Linked DNA regions of Homo sapiens: region 1 is linked to region 2. Evidence: chromatin contacts called from ENCODE Hi-C or POLR2A ChIA-PET data. All regions are on one chromosome and are shown on one strand. The core of a region is the stretch at or near the end of the contact, and the rest is flanking DNA. Distances in the headings are between cores, read along the strand shown. Region 1 holds the start of PBDC1 (polysaccharide biosynthesis domain containing 1). Region 2 holds the start of BRWD3 (bromodomain and WD repeat domain containing 3).

Region 1 (2,918 bases), core at 88-2,587, 4.6 Mb before region 2:
CAACCTCCCTATATTTTTATGCTTAGTATACTCAACTGAGAGTACTGGGGTCTGCTCACCACTTATTTCTAGAAGCTCTTACATCCTTTGGTTTCTGTGAGGCTCTGCCTTGTTCTTTGACAGACAATCGACAACTTTTTTTTTTTGCTGCCTTTTTTCCTTCATAAATGCTTGACCTGCTGCTTTTTATGTCTTTACAGTACTTTAGAGATTTCTTATGAAAGCTCAACTAAACCTGAAGTACCAACTATCAAATTTATCTCTGATCAGATCTCCCTCTGCCTGGTCAATTCTATCTGAATGACCCATAGGCTCTTATAACTTAACTTCTCAAATTAAACTCATCATTTCTCCTCTGTGTTCCCTTGCTCAACGATATTTATGCCCAAATCCTATTCTGAAATCTGGGAGTCATACTAGAATCCAAATTCCCCTTTATCCTCTACATGAAATTAGTCAAAAAGTTCTATTGATTCTAAGCCCCATTAATTCTCAAAATTCATCTCAACTGCCACTGCTTTAGTTTAGATTTTCATCACCCACTGCCTTCAAACTGGTGTCTCTGTCTCCAATTTTGTCTTCCTCAAATTAATCTTCTATGTTGTGTTAGAGTGATCATAAAAGTTAAATCTGACCATGAAGCTGGCCTACTTAAAAATCTTCAGTAGCTTACTGTTGCTCTAAGGGTAAACTCTCTACTCTTTAACATTCAGCATACCAAAGGCCCTGTGCTCCCTCAAATGATTATAGATGACTCCACTTTGGATTCAGCTATACTGCTTTTGTAATTCCCAGCAAGGTGCCACTAATGGCTTTGTTTGTGCTATTCCCTCTGCCTGGACTGTCTTTCCCTGTCTGCTTGGCTAAGCTCCCCTTCATGATTCAGCTTAGGTATCCCCCATTCATGCTCCCACATCATCCGATGCTATGCTGTGAGCACTACTGTATCCGGTCCCTCACTATATCTAGTTGTTCCAAGGCAGGGACTAAATTCTTCATTCCTGCACTCTGCGCCCTAGCACCATGCATTTTCGTGAATCACTCCCTGGTTTGGGGTACTGGTGTGTATGTGTATGCGCATGTGCGTATATGCGCATATGAATGGAGAGTAAATTTGAATTTTTGCTGGGCACACGGCGCAGTGAAGACAAGAAAGGGGCACTATTTTAACACAACCTTTTCCCGTGATCACCACCGAAAATTACTGACGAGTCAATCACCTCAGATCTCTCAAGCAGTCCAGCCTACGCAACAGTACTCCACCTCTGCGCCTGTGCGGGGAGGGTAAGGCGGGGCCAGCAACTTCCTCAGCTGGAGGGAGAGCGCACGGTGGAGCCGCCAGTTGAGAAGGACTCTGATCCGGCTCAGCTTTCCAATCAGCTGCGGAAGGAGCCACGCTTTCGGGGGTTGCAAGATGGCGGCCACCAGTGGAACTGATGAGCCGGTGAGACGCTGTTCTGGGGTCGGGTGAGTGGGGAGGTCGAGCCAGGTGGAGCCTTTTTTTTTTCTTTTTTGAGACAAGGTGTCACTCAGTCGCCCAGGCTGGAGTGCAGTGGTGGGATCACCGCTTACTGCAGCCTCGACCTCCAGCGCTCAGATCTTCCGCCCACCTCATCCTCCCGAGGAGCTGGGACTACAGGCCCGTGCCACCACGCCCAGCTACATTTTTTGTATTTTTTGTAGAGACGGGGTTTCGCCATGTTGCCCAGGCTGGTCTCAAACTCCTGGGCTCAGGCGATCCGCCCGCCTCGGCCTCCCAAAGTGCTGGGATTACAGGCACGAGTCACTGCGACTGGCCTTGGGGGGAGCCACCGCGCCCGGCCTTGGGGGGAGCCTTGAACTCTTTTTCCTCCTTTCTAGGTTTCCGGGGAGTTGGTGTCTGTGGCACATGCGCTTTCTCTCCCAGCAGAGTCGTATGGCAACGATGTGAGTATGACTCACCCACAGCTCCCACCCACTCAGCTAGCCTGGGATCTCTGCAGGACCTGCCTGCCACTAAGTTATAACTTCACGTCCTGATAATCTACTGCAGACCCTCTCCACTTACACCAGAAACTGCACCTTCGTTCAGTTCGTTTTAATCTTGGTCCACAAACGCAGGACTAACGCCTGTGGAAGTGGTTCCCCAAGTTGGCCACGCTTTAGAATTACTGGGGAGCTTTTAAACATCCCGCTGCCTAGATTGCAGTTCATACCACCTAAATCAGAATGTCTGGGTAATGAGAGCCAAGAATCAGTATTTTTAAAGGGTCTCTGAGGGATTCCATTGTGCAGCTTATGGTGTGTCTGGTTTAGAAAATTACTGAGAAAGTATATGAGGTATTTTCCAAAACAAGACAAGAGGATGTGAGAATAGTAAAAACACCCAAATAAGAGTGTGATACATATAATGAGTGGGTCAGGCCATAAGATCCAAATAATTTAGCTGAAGGAGAAATCCCTAAGGGGCCAAGGCAGTGGAAGACTTGACTGAGGAAATGGAGCTTTACCTGTATCCTCAAAGTGTAGGTGGACAAAGGACATGGATTGGCACGTGGGAAAAGTGCATGGTCTAAGGCATGGAGGTAACAAATGCAAATGGCTTTTTCTGGAGTCAGTGAAATAGCTCGGTCTCGTTGGAATGGGAGATTCCAGTGGAACCTCCAGTGGGGTGCTTGGTAAGACTTATTATAACCTTGACCTGTTTCATGTGCTAATTCATTTCTAGGTGTTACAGTATGGGGAATTGGCTGTTTGGTAAACAAAAATGATTATGACATGCTTCAGTCTTAAAAGTGAAAAGTAATTTTCATTTTGATTCTTTGTTCTCCCAACAACTCAGTGGAATTGATGGGTATATTATTTCAGTTTTACAATGATTTAACTCAATCCTGAGAAGGTGATTTATCTCCTGCTTTATTTAGTCTCCCAGCTTTCAC
Region 2 (2,875 bases), core at 171-2,670:
AGGTGGGGGGCGGGTTGGGGGTACAAGGTGGGGAGGGAGTGGTGAAAGAGTTAGGTTAAGTTGAAATGAAAACTTTACTCACCAGATCCTCGAAGCTTCTTCGGTGCTCTTTCCCCTCCCAATCTAAGCGGCGCGGAATCAGCTGGGGGCCGGACGAAAAGAAAGGGGGAAGCGGAGGCAAATGATGAAGGAAAAGCCTCCGCTCCCCATCAACTGGACCCAACCTGTGTCCCAGTCCTCAACACTTTACCGTCTTTATTTCTCTCGGCCTGATAGCTATTGGCTCAGAGCTAGACAAGTATATGGGGGGGGGGGGGAAGGGGGGTCGAGAAGGAAATCCTGAAAAACTGCCTCCCACAAGCATAAAGCGGGGACGAGTTAAGACCCCAGCGTTGTCTGCCCCTTTTGAGGGAAGAAGCCAATTCACCCCGGTGACAACAGCTACGGGTACCCAGATCGAAGCCTCTATCCCAGCCCGTCTTCCGCCCCTGACTTGCCCTCCCCTTCCTCCAGTCTCACCTCAACCCTCCCCACCCTTCCCGAAGGGGCTCCGTACCTGATGCTCCTCGAGCTCCTGCACTAGCACCTGAGCAAAAGGGAAACACAGATATGAGGAGCAGCTCGGGCCATCAACCCATTCCTCCCTCCACACTTAAAGCCCAGCCGCTGACCGTTTGACTAGTCAAGGCCGGCCTTTCCCTCACCCTCAACGGAACTGCTCGTCCCGCTGCCTCGATTTCCCCACTGGGACCATTCACCACGACTCCCAGATCTCTTTCTTCCCCTTACCTGAGCGGATTTGTTGCAGGGTCCAGACTGCAAGAACCTAGCGATCAGGTAATACAGCTCTGGGGAAGAGGGGGGAAAAGAGGTTCAGAGGGAGGTAGAGAAGAGAAATAGAAGCTTTTTCAAAAGAAACTGACAGCCTTCGCGCTAAGCCCCCATTCCCTTAGCACCCCCCCACCCCCCGACACAGCTACCCACCGGCTTCGATCTGGGTAGGTGCTGCCGCCATCCTTTTCCCGAGGGGGTTTGGGGGCTTCGCTCCGGAGGGGCTGGCGGGGGCGGGTGGGGGCGCTGCCTCTATTGTGGTGAAGCCCCCATGCCCGGGAGTCCCGCCGCTTCCGCCGCACTCCTCGTCCTAGTTTCGCTCTCTCTCGAATTCATCGCATCACGTTTCGACCCATAGATATTCTAGCCCAAGAGCTGAGGAGGCGGAGGAGGAAGGAGAGGAGAGGGAGAGGGAGAGAGAGAGTGAGTGAGTGAGAGAGAGAGAGAGAAGAGAGAGAGAGAGAGAGGAAAAAGAGAGAGAGAGAGAGAGAGAGAGAGAGAGAGAGAGAGAGAGAGACGCGGGGGGTGGGGGGGCGGAGAGAGAGAGAGAGAGAGAGATAGACGGAGCGAGAAGAGGGAGGAGCCGAAGTGGCGAAGAGGTGGGCGGGGGCAAAGGGGGTGGAGAGAGGGGAGGGTAAAAATGGTGATAGGGTTTTGCAGCGCTCATAGTTCCCCGCTAGAGGCACTAATACAGCAGCTGAGCCTAGACTCTCCCGGAGCCCGATGGTTGCTTAGCTACAGCTCTGGGAAGGAGGGGGAGGTGCTAACTGACGGCCGACGCTCTGGCAGCCGCCTTGGAACTCTGTGGTGGCATTCGCGTCTGCGAGCTCCGGAGTGACTTTCCCTTCCTGTGAAGGCAATCCGGCCCTTTCCGGTGGAGGACCCTTCCCCCTGGGTTGATCTTGAGGAACTTAAGAGACGGTGTTTTGACTCGACTCCTTTCCCCTTTTTCCTCCCGGTACCAAAGCGGTTTTGTTTGCTGTTTATACTCTACCCCGTGGAAAGGCGGCTAGCTGGCTAAAGGGTTTTATGCCTGGGGGAGGATGAGTCGCTATTTGGTCGTGACTTGTTTCTGTTTAAAATTATTATTATTTACCAAATGAAAATGTTGTACTTACCAGTCCAAAGTGCGGGGCTTATATTGTTAGAAGACCACTTAAAATGCTCCTGGATTCTGACAAATATTGCATGAGAAATTTGCAATCAGCCGTGAAGCATGTTTCCCCTTCTGAAAGTTTAACACGTGCCGTATCTACGGCTGGGATCTAACACATCCCATTCCTACAGGGTAATTTCCTATTGTGTTTTCAAATACTACTAAAGTACTTTAACCAAGAGTTTTCAATAATCTTTATGTATTATTGCCTATCTCTATGCAAGGTATCAATAGTTTTCTACAGGTTCGGGACTACACTGTTTAATATATAACCCCAACCCTTGGTACCGCACTGACCTTCAGTATTTGGTTGCTGAAATCTTCAATGATGAAAGGGGTTGGTATGATAATTGACACAGATTAGTAAACCGGGTCCTTTTCTTCCCTACTTTCCCGTAACATCCTGTCCCCACCCCACTCCCTCACCTAAACCTGATGAGACCAGAAATGCATTTTAAGTTGCATGTATTATTTACATTGAAATATTACAATTTGAAGGTTCATCTAAATTTAAGGCTATATTCTTGGGAATTGGGTTTCCTCACTCAGCTCTGCCACTGACCACAGTGGGCCTTGAATTTCTAAGTTGACATAAACTTAGCCTAGGTTGATTAGCTCTCACTTGTAATTTTTTTTTTTCCTCAGAAAGCAATAACCACAGGAGGTAATTGTGAAGTGATAGGCTTATCTTTGGTTGTTATTGCCATGGAACTTGACAAAACAAATATGAATAATTGATACAACAAAATGATATAAAAAGATACATGAGACCTAGACAACTCATTGCAAGTAGTTTAGCAAAATACCAGACTGAATAATTTTATAGTTGAAGTATAATGTACAGGTTGAGTATTCTTTATCCAAAGTGCTTGGGACCAGAAATGTTTT

The links. Hi-C counts contacts between places; a loop is a spot of excess contacts on that map. ChIA-PET counts read pairs that join two places held with the same protein, here RNA polymerase II (POLR2A). Pooled maps may share reads with other maps.
Region 1: a map of B cell shows a loop between it and region 2 (17-fold over the local background). The contact joins the promoter of PBDC1 here to the promoter of BRWD3 in region 2. A Hi-C loop is called at or near these places in 3 of 168 maps with a recorded cell type or tissue (B cell, CD4-positive, alpha-beta memory T cell and gastrocnemius medialis) and 12 of 50 pooled maps. POLR2A ChIA-PET finds 5 or more read pairs at or near these places in 2 of 52 experiments (CD8-positive, alpha-beta memory T cell and activated naive CD4-positive, alpha-beta T cell).

What each region holds. Positions count from the first base shown.
Region 1 is chrX:76,171,725-76,174,642 of GRCh38, forward strand. PBDC1 (polysaccharide biosynthesis domain containing 1) reads left to right here and starts at 1,338. Exons shown (of 6, transcript NM_016500.5): 1 at 1,338-1,444; 2 at 1,861-1,926. The coding sequence starts at 1,415. RefSeq lists enhancers at 1,350-2,207, 1,421-1,720.
Region 2 is chrX:80,808,457-80,811,331 of GRCh38, forward strand. It overlaps BRWD3 (bromodomain and WD repeat domain containing 3), which reads right to left and starts at 1,421. Exons shown (of 41, transcript NM_153252.5): 1 at 985-1,421; 2 at 790-848; 3 at 557-586; 4 at 83-142. The coding sequence starts at 1,015. It overlaps LOC124905202 (a long non-coding RNA gene), which reads left to right and starts at 352. Exons shown (of 2, transcript XR_007068278.1): 1 at 352-837. RefSeq lists an enhancer at 1,656-1,735.